Linked DNA regions of Mus musculus: region 1 is linked to region 2. A link is a loop called in an ENCODE intact Hi-C map of the cell type or tissue named here. Cell type or tissue: left cerebral cortex. All regions are shown on one strand.

The links. Hi-C counts contacts between places; a loop is a spot of excess contacts. Peaks named below come from ENCODE experiments on the same cell type or tissue, not always from the same donor. Only the 100,000 strongest peaks of a DNase experiment are listed, where the experiment ranks them.
Region 1: it touches region 2 in a loop (6-fold over the local background); 16 of 42 quality-filtered maps call a loop at or near these places.

The regions. Positions count from the first base shown.
Region 1 is chr12:112,109,527-112,117,526 of GRCm38, forward strand. Aspg (asparaginase) reads left to right here. Exons shown (of 15, transcript NM_001081169.1): 2 at 2,666-2,774; 3 at 3,455-3,566; 4 at 4,854-4,979; 5 at 6,041-6,124; 6 at 6,875-7,001. Among named protein-coding and RNA genes, the nearest start is that of Mir3073b, 4.2 kb to the left of the region's middle. In left cerebral cortex, a CTCF peak has its summit at 4,381 (motif pointing right); DNase peaks (open chromatin) are centred at 4,386, 6,291 and 7,685; H3K27ac peaks cover 291 bases.
Region 2 is chr12:112,539,233-112,547,232 of GRCm38, forward strand. No RefSeq gene overlaps it. Among named protein-coding and RNA genes, the nearest start is that of Gm40584, 7.6 kb to the left of the region's middle. In left cerebral cortex, CTCF peaks have their summits at 3,917 (motif pointing left) and 4,118 (motif pointing left); DNase peaks (open chromatin) are centred at 1,929, 2,575, 3,903, 4,348 and 1 more place; H3K27ac peaks cover 432 bases.

The DNA.
Region 1 (8,000 bases), 430 kb before region 2:
CGCTGTTTCTGTGACATTTTTTCTTTTCTCGGATCTTGTCATATGGTAACAAGTTTGTAGTTTCTTTCCAGAAAGAAAGCATAGGAGAGTTTAGATTTCTCCTGGCTAGTTTTAATACTTGTCAGGTGCCCCCCTTCAAGATGGGGCTCCCAATGTCTGTACCCCCTCAGTCCAGCTGATGATACCCTCAGGCGCCACTGCCCACGGTCAGAGTTAATAATCCAGCTGTAGACAGAAGACCTTTGCCTCAGGCAAACACATCCACAGGTCTCTCACCTCCGCTTCCCCTTCCCTGCCGCCCCTGGAGTATCTAGTGCCATCTTCTGTCAAGGGAACTCACAGGAGAGTGGAGGTCTCAGTGTCCTGGGGTTGGCAGCCACTCAGCATTGAAAGCCTCAGGGCCCGCCCCACTTTCTGGAGGCAAAGTTTAAAGTCTCAAGGCCTTAACAGCTGAGCGGTCTTCCTGGTGACTGCCAGGGTCCTGGTTTGAGGCCACATTCCTCCTGTCTACGAGGAGACAGCACACCTCTGTTCTGTGTGCTGCTTTGCCAAATGGTCTCCGATGTGTCGCTCCCCTGCCTGCCTTTTCTTACAAGGGCACACAGGTGAAAACCCAGCATCTTCTCTTCCTCCCCGGTGTACTTTACACAATCACACCTGCAAAAACTTTGTCACAAAAGGCAAATGCCGCAGGTTCTTAGACAAGGATGTTGGGTACCTTGGGTAGCTACTGCACGTGGAGGCAAGCAGGCTGATGTCCTGGTCACACCTAGGGTGTCTCTGGAGGCCCATGGAGCTGACTAAACATACAGGGTTCATCTGTTTTCTGAGCCCAGTCCTCAAAACATTTCCATAAGTGACAGGGACCACAGATTGCACCCTGAGAAGTTTTAGGGACACCATGCCAGGCTGGAGGTGTGTTGGAGATTAGGGGGTACCTAGTGAAGCTGGGGGCATGGCAGTGGTGTGGTGGGGAACAGCTTTGTCAGCTCCAGATTCTGCAGGCTCCTGACCTGCACCTGGGGGGCGGGGCATAGAGCACATCTGATCTGTGTTTTACTTATGACAGTGTTCTCAGGAATGAGAGCTAGTCTGCAACAGTGAGAGGCTGGCAAGCAGCCGCGGAGTAGCAGCTGAGGAGGGAAGATGGGAGAGATGTTACTACAAGAGGAGGGGCCGGCAGGGTACCTGGGGCTGGCTGGAGTGCTCAAGTGTCCTTCTAGTCAGCCCCAGAAATAGGATGTCGCCAAGAGCACCCTTGGGAAGGAGGTAGGCTGGATGCTTCCATGGCTACTGGTGTCAGGCTGAGGCAGGCATCAGACTAGGTTGAGGCTGGTACTCCTCTGGGGCCCACAGGTCTGCAGGCTGCTTAAGGGGATGCTGAGGGCTGGGCCCTCCCCTCCCTCACCTTGGTGCCCCTCAGCACCAGCTGTACCTTCTGGGGTGATTTACTGGCAGCTTGGTTTAGGTGTGGTGTGGAGTGGGAGGGAAAGCCTGCTAGGCCAGAGGTGGGCTCCTCAATGGTCCCCAGAATTGTTCGTATCCTCACAGTAAGTACAGGGCCTCCGGGCAAAGGGATTCTGCAGCTATGACCAGAGGAGGGGCAGAGGGGGCTTGGTATTGAAGAGGGGGCACGGGATGATAGTTGGGAATGAGTTCAGTGGATAAAAGTCCCTCGGCCTGCAGCAGGTGAGAGTGATTCCCATAGTCAGGGCTTGGCTGCAGATCCCCCGGTAGCAGGCACAGCGTGCCCGTCCAGTGCTGAGAAATGACCAGGCTGTTGAAGGACTAGTGTCTTGGTGATGATCATGCAGCAACAGAAAAGGGTCCAGCCAGCAGAGGTTGTGCTGTGACAGGTGACACCCACGGCTGGCACGCACCACCGCCTCCTCCTGGGGTCTCATGTGCTTTTACTGCTGTGCTCAGGGCCCAGGCATGTGGGGAGGCCCTCACACAGGGATTGGTACAGTGACTGTGTCTGAGGAGGTTACCCAATCTGCCCAAGGTCACAGGGCTAGCATAGAGCAACGGCTGGGACTTCAGCCTTGTTTTCTGCGAGCCTCTGCCAGACAGTAGGACCCATTGGGGTGTCTTGGGAGCAGGGCTCACAGTGTTCCCTGATATCCAGGTGCCTCAGATACTAATGCTGCAGGGTGGGTTGGGGCACTTGTGTGTTTGGCCTTTGTTTGGGGACAGTCCATACTCTGTGGGGTGGGGTGGGGTGGACGGGACACATGCACGGGTTGAGGTAGGACTGTGAGTGCACATAACAGCCATTGGGTCAAAGCCCAGAGAGGACCCGGCCCCACTGCCCCTCTTGGCAGGGTGTACAGACATATTTGATACAAGCAGAGGCAGGACAGGGCGGACACTGGTGCTGGAGCTTCTGGGATCATCTGGGTTTAAGATTAGGACTCTCTGAGGAGTCAGCTCTAGAGAAGAATGCCAAAGCTTCCAGATGAAACTCTTACCTAAGCTACCTGGGGTCTCAGGGGCCGCTGTGGCCCAGCCCTTCCAGCCTGTGAGAGTCTTGTCTGGTCCAGCGAAGCCTGGCCCCTGCCCTAGTCCAGAGCCTGACACCTAGGAGGAGGGATGGGTGTTTGACTGCAAGCGTTTGCCATGGCCCTGATCTGACGCCCATGCCCCACTTGGACTCTGCCTGCAGTGTTGGTACCTGGCAGAGGCCTGGCTGCCGTCCTGAAGACACTTCACATGTTCCACGATGAAGAGTATGCACAGGCCCACAGCCTGCCCGAGGATACGCTGGTGCTGCCGTGAGTGAACCTTCTTCCAGGCTCCGTGGCAGGGATGATGTGCGGCTGGCCTAGGGTTGATAGCATGGGCAGGTCCTGAGGACATAGCCTCTGGTGTCCTGGACCCTCCATGTGAGCCATTTGCATGAGGCACATCTGAAACCTTGAGTTCATGGGCTTTGGCCTTGGCCTTCTACCAGAGGTGGACCTGTGCCCTCTGGTGAGCCTGGGACTCAGCTTACTGCCCTAGCTACCTTATACCCTTCATAGCCAAGTGAGGTGGATTTCTGCTCCACATGAGCTGGGCTTGACCTCTCTCTGAGCTAGGGTAGGGACACTGCTTAAGGTTAGCCTGTCTACCTCTTGGAGATGCAGTCTGTCCCTGGAACTTAAGGTGGAAGGTAGGCTGGGCTTGTACTCATGATGTGAGGCCAGTGAGGGGGAATCTATTTACAGTAATCACACAGCCCCCTTCCACACTGAGCCCCTGCCAGGCACCAGCCCCTTCCACACCCCACATCCCAGGGTGCCACAGTCCCGCCTACACCACACCCCTGCCCAGGATGCAGCAGCCCTGCCCACACCCCAGCCCCTCCCAGGATGCCACAGCCCCGCCCCACATCCTAGTTGGAGATCGCCGTGGAGGTGGGGCTTTGGATCAGGAGAAAGGCAGAATGGGAGACAGGTTCTGCCTCCTGCAGCCCGGCCAGCCCTGACCAGAGGATCATCTACACGGTGCTGGAGTGCCAGCCACTCTTCGACTCCAGTGACATGACCATCACTGAGTGGGTTCAGATTGCCCAAACCATAGAGGTAGAGGGTGGGAGTGTGGGCAGGGCAGAGTGTGGAATTGGAAGGGACATGGGCGGGGCTATGGGATGTGGGTGGGGCCAGAAAGCAGGGTTGGGCTGGAAGTGGGTATGCTGGGGGAGGTTATGGTGTGGGAGGGGTTAAATGTGGGCGGGACTGGAGGGCATGGCAGGCCTCCTGCAGAACACTGGGCAAGTGAGTAACTATGGGCTCCTGATAGAGTTTGTGTCTGCCTGAGACGTGGCAGTAACCTGCGTGGCTGTTAACAAGCAGCGGGAAAGGGCTGGGTCCTGGGCCACGCACTGCACAGTCTGATCCCCTTTCTGTCATAGAGCAGAGGCTGGTTGCTCATACAGTTCACTTGTTCCAGTTAGTGCTGTGGTGGGATATGTGGAGGCTGAGTAGCTTTGTGGACCTGACCCCCGTGTCCCCCAATCTCAACCTTAGAGTTGCCTCTCTGGATTTAGCACCAAACCCACTGGTAGTTGTAGCATCGAGGGCAGCTGCTTTACCCTGGATCTAACCCTCCCTTCAGCTTTTCTCTTCTCCATGATCCTAGACCTAACTCTCAGGTGCAGTCGTAACTATGCTTGCTTGTCTCCCTTAAGAAGCCCCAGCTGTCCTGAGTAGGGTAAAATGGGCTCCACGTTTCCCAGGGCAGTCTTCTTCACTTGTGACTGATAGAGTCTCCAGGCTAGGTCCAGTTGGTACTACCCTGTCATGAAGCAGAACTACACCTCAGTCTCACGAAGGTTTACTGGGCACTGACCCAACCAACTGCCTGGTGCTCTTCATAGTGGGAGGCGAAGCAGCTGTACCGCATACGGCCAGCAGAGGGCACACTGCTCCATGGGACTGCCTAGCTCCTCTGGTCTTTCAATGGGTCAAGAGGTTCCTTCGGAGCATGGAGCCTCTTAGCCCTCAGAACTATTGTCTTGGCAGCCACACCTCTGGCCAGCATGCCACCAGGAAGTGATGGTTAGAGAGTGTCCACCATGGACAGTTTGCTCCTGGGAGGCGCCAGCTGAAAATCTGGGGAGCTAGAGTCCTTGGGGCTCACACCCTCTCCTTCTTTGAAGTAAGCTACAGAGTGGGACTCCAGGCAGAGACTCCAGAGAGGGCCTGTGAGGTTGGGGGGATAAAAGATTGCCACACCAGCCCCCCTACCGGCATCCCAGGCTTTTCCTCTTTCTCATGGCCTGTGAGGAGACGCCTGCCTGTCGCCATGTTCCCGGGAAAAGGGCTGAGGTGAAGAGACCTGTCCTGTCCTGAGCTCATTCCTTCCAACAGAGACACTACGCACAGTACCAGGGCTTTGTTGTCATCCATGGCACAGACACCATGGCCTTTGCTGCCTCAGTGCTCTCTTTCATGCTGGAAAATCTGCAGAAACCAGTCGTCCTCACGGGTGCCCAGGTAACATGTCCTCAGAGTCAGAGACCTCCAGGGGCCTCAGAGCCAGGCCGTGGCCAACCCTGGGCTTCCTGCTTAGCTGCTTTTCCTGGCACCATCCCTGCTGTATCCTGCTGGCTAGAGTGTGTAGACATGTTAGCTGGTGGCCCTGCCTGGCCACTGCACTCTTGCTAAACTGCCTGGATGAGCTACCAATTCCTGAAGCGAGGGACTCACAGACTCCTGGAGGTCTTTTCCATTAAGGTCCCTAGAGTACTCAGAGCCTAGCCCCTTCCAGCTCTACCATGCAGGGCTTTTATCCCTCTTCTTTCTACTGGGCTTCATGTCTGCTGCTCAGTGCCACCACGCAAGACTCATCACGGTGGCTGCACGTAGAGCAGTTCCTCAGGAGACTCCCCCACACCCTATCTTGTTCCTCTTCTTTCTGGTGCTATCCCTAGCAACCCTTACATATGACATCCCCTCTCCTGGCCCTAACCTAGGACACCTTCGCCCCAACCATAAGTCCTCCCAAGCTCACGCACCCTAGGAGGAGCCTCCCTTCGGGGACGCTGCACTGTGTGCTCCCAGCTGAGCATCCTCCAGCCGGACGATCTTACAGACCTTGGCCTCTCCATTCCATACCCCACAGCAGTCCCGAGCACTTGTGTCCTCAGGCACTGCTCAGCCACTCCAGACCCTGTCTGTGGTATACCTAGGCAGTAGAGAGACAAGCCAGCCTGCTCTGCAGGCCTCAGGAAGAACTTCCCACCCTGGCCCCCCTGTCTGCCCCATAACTCTTGGAGTATAGTGAGGGATTTGGCAGCTTTGTGGGCTGGGGGCCAAAACTGGACCTGAGTGTCTACTGGTTACTTCTGTGGCAACCAGATGGACAGGTTAAGGAGCCCAGTGCGACTTGGTCAGAAAGAATGTCAATGGTTGGCAGCCTTGGGAGTGGACTAAGTGTCTCCAGACCCTATTTCCCAGCCCAAGCCGTCCTGCTGGATCTGAGAGGTTTGCCTAGAATGGGGATCTGGGTATGTCCTGACTCTCAGGCCTCAGCCACCTCTCTGCCCTCTCTCCAGGTACCTATCCACGCACTGTGGAGTGACGGCCGTGAGAACCTGCTGGGGGCTCTGCTCATGGCTGGCCAATACGTCATCCCTGAGGTATCTGGCCTGGCTGCATGTGTGGCCTGGGTGGAGGATGGAGGAGTGAATGCCAGAGATGTGGTCATGGCACACATGGGACCCACAGGAGGTTGGAGCATCTGTCCCTATCCTCCCAAATATCACAACTGTGACAAAGCTGAGGAAGGAAAGCCCCGCCCCCTCCACCCCGGCACCCCTGCCAGCAGCCAGGTTTTACGTTGTAGATATTCTACACTGTGTTATGTACATACGCATAGTCCATGAAAATGGACTGTGTCCACCTTAGGCTTGGAGTCCGTTGTGTCCTTCTTCATGGGCTCCTTGTCTCACCTGGCAGAACAGGAAGATGACACCGGCCTGTCTCTCACAGGCCAGGCTGGGAGTCGCTTTGTCTTTAGCTGTTCCCTGGAGATTGGCGAGTCAGGGTTGGGAATTATGAAAGAGGAGCAGGCAGGTCAAGGGTATCCCCCCAACCCCGTTCACTTTAGAAGAGTCTCGGGAGCCCCTGGCTCCTTGTACCAGTAGTACACGCACCAGTGGAGAGGTGCTGGCCGAGCAGCCAGCCTGTGCCTCCTGCAGTCATTTGTGTGTTCAATGCCAGGCTCCCGGGGCCCCAGGGGACTTGGGTCTTCACTTGGTGGTGTTGGCAGGAAGGTGACCTGGGAAGGTGACTGTCAAGGTTTGGTATGTGGATGCTACTGGGCTGGGGAGTGATGGAGGATGTCATGGGCGCTCGCTCTGAGCTGCTTGCTGTCTTGTCCTCCACAGGTCTGCCTGTTCTTCCAGAATCAGCTCTTCCGGGGCAATCGGACAACCAAGGTGGACGCTCGGAGGTTTGCCGCCTTCTGCTCCCCTAACCTGCCCCCTCTAGCCACTGTGGGCGCGGATGTCACAAGTAAGGGGATCTGAGAGCACAGTGGGGGGCGGGGAAAGGGGGTCCTGGGGATGTGTGGAGGTGGGAGACTTGTGTGCTGAGCATAAGCTCAGAGCTTGGGAGTCTGGCTCCCATGACCCTCAGCTAAAAAGTTCCTGTCGGTGACAGCCTGTGGCTCTGCTGTATACATTGGTTCTTCTGTAGTGTAACATGGCTCTTAGGCATCCCAGAGGGTCCTGGTCCTGGAGCTTCCATAAGGGATTAGACACTCCTTACCCTAAGTGCAGAGTGGCCTCTGATGCTGGCCAGACCTTGACTCCCATGGCCCCCAGTTTCCCATCTTCGATCTCTATTCTCCTCTGTCTCTCTCAACTCAGAGCAAGTGTCTCCTGGTCCTTCCCTGGCCTGTCCTAACCAGGTACAGAGGAGACTCGAACAGCATCTCATCCTAGGGCAAGTGGCCCTCCTGCCCACTGGTCCCAGGTTCTTGAACACAGCCCCGGGGCCTGCCTATAACTGAGATGCAGGCCCAGGCTCTGGTCTCTGACCTGTTGTCTTTGGAACTCCATTAGGGGTCTTGCACCTCGTAGGACTGGGCTTCATTGTGCATGCTCAGGTCAAGCTGCTAGCCTAAGCCAAAGCAGCAATTCTTGTCTGGCGGGATGATTGGCAGCGTCCCATCTCTCTGGGAGGGTGGAGGCAGCCCTCACCCACACTGTGCGTCTGCCTGGGCACAGCAAGTCCTGTGGGTGAGACATGGCATTGCTGGGACCTGCAGGTTCTTGATATACTTCCTAGGCAGCAGAAGCTGTTCCAGGCTCAGGAGAACCTCCAGAGAGGGCAGGGCTACTTCCTCAAAACCTTCCCTTCCCCCTACCCTCTAGCCAGGGAAAAACCTCAAGCCTGAACACCAGGGTCTCTGGAGTGGCAGAGGTCCACTTGTTATTGGGGTCCTTCTTGGAAGAGCCTGCATTAGATGGTAACTTATGGTGGTCTAGCTATTAGCCCATGCTGGGTGGT
Region 2 (8,000 bases):
CAAACTGCCTTCCTCTCCCTCCTCATTGTTGATTCTCTCCATGAGTTCTGAGGTTCAAATCCCAGAAGGGGCTCTTCTGCACAGGTCAAATGTATATTCTCTTTCCCTTGCACGTGTCCAGCTTTGAGGAATGTCAAGGTAGCCCCTCCACTTACTTCATCCTTCTTCTCCCCGGCTTTCCCTGCCAAATCAGAAGGTAAAGTGGAAGATCACACCAACATGCCTGTCTCCTGTTGTAATTTCTCCTTTGGACACACACTGCAGCCTCAGTTGCGTGTCTTCACACCCACGGAAGCGGGGCACACAACTTCTACTACAGCCAAAAGGCTTGCCATTCCATAACACATGGGGAAAGATGGTGGTGCTGAGCCTGGCCCCCAAAGGCAGCCCTTCAGACATCCTCGGCTACACAAGCTATTGCTTAAAGAAGAACACGCCCGGCTCCTCCTAGAGTCAACTTTTGTTCTTTCAGATCTCCATCAGAATGACAACTTCTTGCATTACAGCTCCCGGTGACAAAAAAAAAAAAAAAAAAAAAAAAAAAAAGTCTAACCTCACAAAGAGCCTAAAGAAATGTACCCATCCAAATTAGTTCATTTAATTAAAAATTTTTAAAGGAGCAGATCCATCTAAGCTCATCTTGGTGAACCAACAAGTTTATTGGTGTTAATGTACAGGAACCTGGGTAAGGGATTCTTTATGGGAGCATGGATGAACATGGAGGGGCAGCAGCTTCACTGAAAACCCCCGAAGCATGGGTGACAACGCGTGAAACCTGCATCCCTAGCCTCCCACCGTCAGGTAACCTTCCAGCTTTCATACACACACACACACACACACACACACACACACACACACACACACACAACCTGGAAGGAAGGAGGAGGAAGTGGTCTAGCCAATGGCTACTCTCCCCTCTCCTCCTGCCCATGGAGTATTAACATCTCCGTTGCCATTCCACTGATCTCATGAGCCCTGCCTCAGTTTACCCATTTCATTGCCATGACTGTGGGACCAGGTCACCTCAGCCATGTGCTCCATCGCAGTGCATGGTGACATCAGGTCTGGAAGCAATCATGTCCCTACAACTTGCATGCACAGATGGGCCCCCAGCCTGAGGGTTCAGGCAGCAGCCTGTGTGATCGTGCTGCGAGCAGACCCAGCACCTCCAGGGGCCTAAACAGCCAGGGCCTACTGACATGGCACCAAGTGCCATTTGGAGAAAGTGTTTCGCCGGAGTTGTCTATAAGCCTTCTGGAAGATTCCAGTCAGATCAGGAAATTTCAGTGCCTTCAGACTGATGCCAGCAGCTCTGCACGGAGCCTGAGAGACGGGATTCATCTATTTGTGAACGCTGCAATCTGCGTGTTCTCCTGTGGCACTAGGTCTGAGTCTACTGAAAAAGCAAGGGCCCTGGGAGCACCAGTTGGAACCCACTTCCGAGGATCGCGGTTCTGCATGTTCAGACACCGTTGCCCCACTTTAACCTGTTTTTATTTTCCTCTTTATGTATGTGTAGCGTGAGCTATGATAAAAACCTATGATTAAATAAGTCCAAAGCAGTTCTTTGCTGAATATAAAGTGGGGCTTCTGTATGATCAAGAGTCACGTCAGGGTTTTATAGGCGGTGTTTTTTCTTTCTTAGAGGTGCATAAAACAACAGGCCACCTTCCAATCAACAGCATTGAACAAAGTGGCTAAAGAGTAATAGCAATGGGCCCATCAGAGAGGAGTGAGAGATGCCCAGAGCTGGGGGGAGTGGCCACAGAGAGTATCTCAGTGGACACAGTGGACACAGTGGACACAGGAAGGGATCTGTAAACCTCAATGCCTATTCAGAACTTCTCAAACTCCCGGAAGGCTGCTGCAATGAAAGGCTTCTCTTTCCCCTGGTGGGACCCATCTTCCAAACCCTCCGGAAATGTCAGACACGAGAGACCTCCCAGCTCCAATCTCTGCATGACCAGAAGTCACACAAAGGCATCCCTTATCGCCTCACTGCCCGAAAGTCCCGAGCAACACTGCAAGTCACAGAAAAGTAACAAGAGGTTTAAGATCAGGAAAGGAAGAGATAAAGCTGCCAGGACTTGTGGATAACAAGGCACCTGGGTAGGAAATGTAACCGGATCAGCAGACTGCTGGAACGGGCTACAGCTACAAGATAAAGCCACAAAGATCAATAATATTCCTGCACACCGCAGGACCCAGCCAGCAAATAAGGCCTGTTCACGACAACAGCTGAAGCAATTAAGTAGCTGAGAATTAAGCTACCAGAGAATGGCTAGGCCCTGTGAAAGGACTCAGCTGAGCAACTAAAAGGAGAAGGTGCAGTGGTCAGACATGGGGGTGGGGGAGTGGGGGGGGGCTCTGGATAGCACCGCCAACAATTGTCCCCAAATTAGTCTCTCTGTTAATGTCATTCAAATCACAGTTCCTGAAGGCTCTTTTCGGAAACTCGACAACCCTATTCTCAGCCTGCAAGGAAGAATAAAAAGCCCTTGAATGGGGAAGCTGATTGGAAAGAAGGCAGGGGAAGGGCACGCTCTGCCAGGATGGAGACAGGCTGCATAGCCATGGCAACTAAAAATAAAATGACAGAAAGCAGGCAAGGTGCCACCAAGGAGCACACTGACTCTGAACAGGCACATGAGAGCTCATGTAGGTCAGAGGGGACCCTGCACATCAGGGGGGACACAGTCGCCGGGTAAGCAGCTTGTGATGTGGAACAAAATGAAGTTGGATCCCCATGCTATACCATGTTACAAGTTGGCTACGGCTGGATTACAGCTGAGTGAGCTTTAACAAAATGTGAGAGGGCTGGGGTGGGGAACGTGGGGCAGACATGTTCTATTCATGTGATGACAGAGATCGGGGCCTAGCGACCCCCAGTCACCACTCCGCCACAGCAATAGTCAAAGTGAGCAGAACAAAGACACTGCTGGCCCTGGGACTGGGACAGCCAGGAATACAGCCTGAAGATGCTCTGACCCCAGAGACCGGCACCCAGCCTGCTGGAGAACAAGCTGCCAGGAGTCCAGGCATTGGCACCACGTCTGATCCCTTCTCCCAGATTCCCACCATCCCCTGCCAACTAAACCTTGCTACATGTACATGATGGACAGAAGCAGGAGCTAATTGTTAGAAATACTGGTTTTGTAGCCTGAGACGAGGGCCTTCACCAGGAGGTCTTGGCAGGTACCTGAAGGTCAGCTGGAGCCATTAGGGCACTTGGGTGTGGAAAACAGACAGGTTCTGACTAAAGCAGGCGCTGGTTGGGGCCAGAGGCTGCAAAGTCGTGAGAAGGCCAGCAGACTTGTTTTAGCCCAAGCGTTCCCTGGAGACCCCCTCTTCCCCCAAGGCCACCATAACCACCAGCTTCAAACAGGTTCTTTGAGGGGGAGGAGAAGCAATCTCGTTCATATAAATGTTTAACTAGGAATTAATATTTATGAGGCTCTTGAATGACGGGCTGTGGGTTTAATAAATATTAACACAGACTGGGTTTCCCTTCCCTTCCCCCTCACTTAGTGTTGATGCCTCGGTTTGTGTACCATGCATTATTCAGCCGTCCCTGAGATGGGTCCCACTCCTTGCTCCCTGGCTCCTGAGGGGAGGCCTACAGGCTTCGGGGAGAGAAGTCACCAGACTGGGGAAGTCTTCGTGTCGCCCTGTCCCCATTCGGCTCACCCTTGCCCTTTGGCCCTTATTCTAGCATAACACAGCCATTTCCACGACCGGAGGTGTCGCAGGGTCCAGCCAGTCTCAGTCACCCATTCTCCACGCCCTCAGTCCCAGGAAGACTTCCCGGGTCTGCTGGGCCTTCTGGAGCCACAGCCTGGCTTCAGAAACGGAATCCCTGAATCACTGAAAGGGCCGAGCCAGCCATGAGCACTGGTGGAGCTCGAGCGCCCCCTTGTGGCTAGTGTGCTCCCAGGTAGAAAGATGTCGGTTAGGAGACCAGGCCCGGGTTTGCAAATCTCTGCATTAGGTTCACAAATATTCACTACCCTGGCCTGGTTTCCCTCCTGGTCTGGGTTACATGAATTGGTCAGCTGAGTTGGGAACAGAGCCCAACATTCTGCCCTCTGCAGTTCCAGTTATATCTGCCAGTTTAGATGCTGTCACATCAGTGGGGCTGTTCCATTCATGAGATGACATGTGTTGGCCTTGTCTTTCCTGTTCCTTGCGAACCAAAGATGGCCTCAGCCAACCAGATCTGATCTCCCATGAAACCCTTTGAACCACCCTTCAGTAGTGTCATTTCTGAGGTGCCCTCCTCATTCCGGATGACTGTGGTCCACCAGGCCAGGTGGTGCAGCAGGTTCAATGGACTCAGGTTGACCATAGGGACAGGCACCTCCAGCCTTAGTCTCCATGGGCCCCAGGGTCCCTCACCTCATGTAAAGCAACCCACCTCACAGGCTCTTCTGCGTCCCTGTTGGTCTCCAAAAGGGGTCAGGACTAGATCAGCTTCCTACTGAACTAGCTACCACCAGCTAACGTGACCCCTCACCCTACCCCTGTCTGCTTCCAGTGACATTCTTCACAAAAATCCCGCCAGTGGAATTCCAGGCAGTTCAAGCCCCAGGGAGCCCAGTGGAGCCCTGCATTGGCCTAGGCAGTTTCTGGAGAAGTAATAGAGCCGGCAGTGAGACTAGCCACAGAGCTGGTAGTAGTTTCTGGGAAAGAAGGGGACCTAGGCTTCAACTGTCCTGAGAACGGCTTTGTGAACCAGACATCAGATCCAGCGCACTCATTCGTTTAAAATGTCAGCCCTGAGCTGGGCGTAACTATCCCTCCGTGGGTGTGGATGGGGCTACGTGTGGGTGGGGCCAAGGGGTGGGTGGGGGCATGGATGTGGGTGGGACTATGTGGGGGGACCATGTAGTAGGTGGGGTCATGGGTGTGGGTGGGGCCATGGGTGGGTGGGGCCATGAACTTCAGTCCTCAAGGGGACAGAAAGCAACACTAATGGGTAGGGCTTGGTGAACATTCCAGAAAACGACATCCTAATTGGATGATGGCCTGGTGGCAGGTCACCCATACAGAATTCCAATGTCAAAGGCAAAGACCAAAGGATAAGTACTTCGAACTGAGGCCGGAAAGGGCCAGACTAGGATGGCCTTGTGCTCTGGGCTAGACCAGGAAGACCTTGTTCTAGAGGCCTGTGGAGCAAGGAAGAGACCTGATCCCCATAGGAAGGGAGGCTCCGGTACTGATTTCTGACAGTGGCTAGTTTTCCTGTTTAATGGTGTCTTGTTACTTACTAAGCTGAAGACAGTCTCTCACCTTTGTGGGAAATCGACAACAGTTCTGGGTGCAGGAGGCTCGTGCATAGGGGAAGGCCCCTCACTTTATTTATCTGCTCCCAGCCCCTGGGAAGGTTCCAGTCCCCACCCCATGACAGATAGGGTGGAAAGGGTGCAGTGTGGGACCCCTTCACCTTCCCTCCAGTGGCTCTTGATGTCTGTAGGGAAGATTGACCGACAGTGCAGCCAGGGCCCCAGACAAGGTGTTCTGCCAGACGCGAAGGAATATTGCTGTCTACTTAATATGGATATCGAACAAGGTGAGATTTTTGGTTGGGGTAGGGAGGTAGCGATGGAACGTAAAATATCTTCTATTCCTTTAGAAGTGCCCTGTTGTGTGGGCTTCAGATACCTGTGCCCTTCTCATTCAGCAATAAGGCCTCACAGACAGACACACAGACACAGACACAGACATTGTGATGCACACAACCACCTGCCCTGCCCCCACCCCTAGAGAAGGAGGGTGTGCTGAGAGGAAGGCAGCTCAGAGCACAAAATAACCGGAGTCTTTTGCTCTAGAGTATGTAGCAGCCGGGGTCAGAGCAGGGGTCAAGTCGTGTTCTCTGGGGAAACAGAAACAATCAGATCCACAGTGTCTGAGCCGGGAGAGCCAACACTGTTGGCCCAAGCTGAAGACAGGGAGAACAAAGTCCCAGCTCCAACAGGCAAGTGGGTGGCTGTCCCTCCTCTGAGCCTTTGTAGCTCAGTCTGGCTTTCAGATGACTCGGTGCAGCCCCCGTGGAGAGGAACATGGTTTGCTCTGCTCTCTTTAAATAGCAAGTAGCACCTGATCTGTGGGACGCCTCAAGGCCAGCCCAAAGCAGGCGACTCCCAGGGTGCCCATGACCACCCAGCATTGGCTCGTGGGAGCAGCAGCCAACTATGGAGTCGCATCAAAAGCCTCAGGCCTCCTAGGATTGGGGGTGGAGCCCAGGAAGTTCTGATGAGTACTGAGGAGGCCTGAGCCTCTGGGGGGTTCAGGGGACAGCTGGCCTTGGAGCAGAAGAGTGGTGCGGGCCCCAGGGTGACCTCATGTGGATGTTGCTGGCCTTGTTGCTTTCTGTTTTTCAAATTTCGTTTCACTGGCTTAAGAAGCCAGGCAGTTGCTTTTGCTGTCCAAAATCCTTAAGGAGCAAAACTCCACACAATCTTGGAGGAAATTGAATTCAGAAATTAGATGCAAGGCTTAGCAGAGACCTCGGCCGAGCCCCCGACAGGGTGAGACAGACACATCCACTGAGACCACATCACAGTTATTAACCTTTTGCTCCAGAGCATATGGAGAAAAGCTGCTAGACACACGGGGAGAAATTCTCTAAACCACAGTCACAGTGGGAGACTTCAACATACCTCATCAGTAATTGCCAGATCAAAACCATGAGTAAAGGAAAGGGGAATTAATAGAACAATTAGCCACATAAATTAACAGATATGCAGGCCTTGAAGAAAGCAGCGTCCCTTTCAAAGACTAAACAAACACACAAAAGAGCATCACCGGAACCTTGAGTAAATCTGAGCAGATTCTTAGAAGGGGAGGTGGCCCATGCTACAATGGTACTCTGAGCATGGTACAATAAATCCGGGAATACCCACAGACGTGTGTGTGTGCATGTATGTGCAAGTGTGTGAATGCACGTGTGTGAGTGCATGTGCGTGTGAGTACATGAGCGTGAATATATGTGCATGTGTGTGCATATGCATGTGCAGTTGCATGCATGTATATATGTGTGCATGTGTGTATGTATTCGTGTGTGTATGTGTGCATGTATATGAATGCATGTGTGGGTGTGGATGTGTGTGGGTGCAGCTGTGAGAGTATGTGGGTACGTGTGTGTGTGTGCGTGTGTGTGAGTGCATGTGTGCATATGTGTGGGTTATGTGGGTACATGTGTGTATGTGTGTGTGTACATGTTTGAGTGCATGTGTGTATATGGGGGGTGAGTGTGTGTGTGTATATATTTTTGTGTGTGTGTGTTCATGGGTATATACATGTGCGTGTATGTGTGCATGTGTGTGAGTGAATGTGCATGAATGTGTGCATGTACATGTGTGTGTATGTATGTATGTATGTATGTGTTATGTGTACATGTATATGTGTATTTGTGCATGTGTGTGTTCAAAAGGGTGGCAGCCAGAAAACAACCTTGGTGTCATTTCTCAGGATCTGTCCATCTTTTTCAGAAAGTCTCTCATTGGCTCCACTGTTTTTATGCCTGTGGAGAGGCAGAACATAAAGGGAAGGGTAAGCCTCAGGGATACCACAACTCTGCCTCCCTAGCACTGGATTACAAGCTCACAGAACCACGTCCAGCTCTCACCAGTTGGTGAAATAATAACCACTTGACCAATGGAGCTTTCTCCTCAGTCCCAATATGCTTTGTAAAGCCGTGGCCTCCGTCACACACCCTCCCCAGGGCTCAGGTAACATCCCAGAAGAAAAGAAGAACAGACTGTAAGAGCCAGGTGTTTGGAGACTGCGGAGAAACTGTCTTCTGGACATGACGGGGAGGCTGCACTCAGGAACCCGCCCGCAGCAGTGGTTGCCAGACATGACCTGCATTAAGTCAAGCAGCCAAAGCCTCAGTCCTCCCCCGTCCCTGAGGAGGGCAGGAGCATCCATGAGTCCTCCCCTGTCCCTGAGGAGGGCAGGAGCATCCATGAGTCCTCCCCCATCACTGAGGAGGGCAGGAG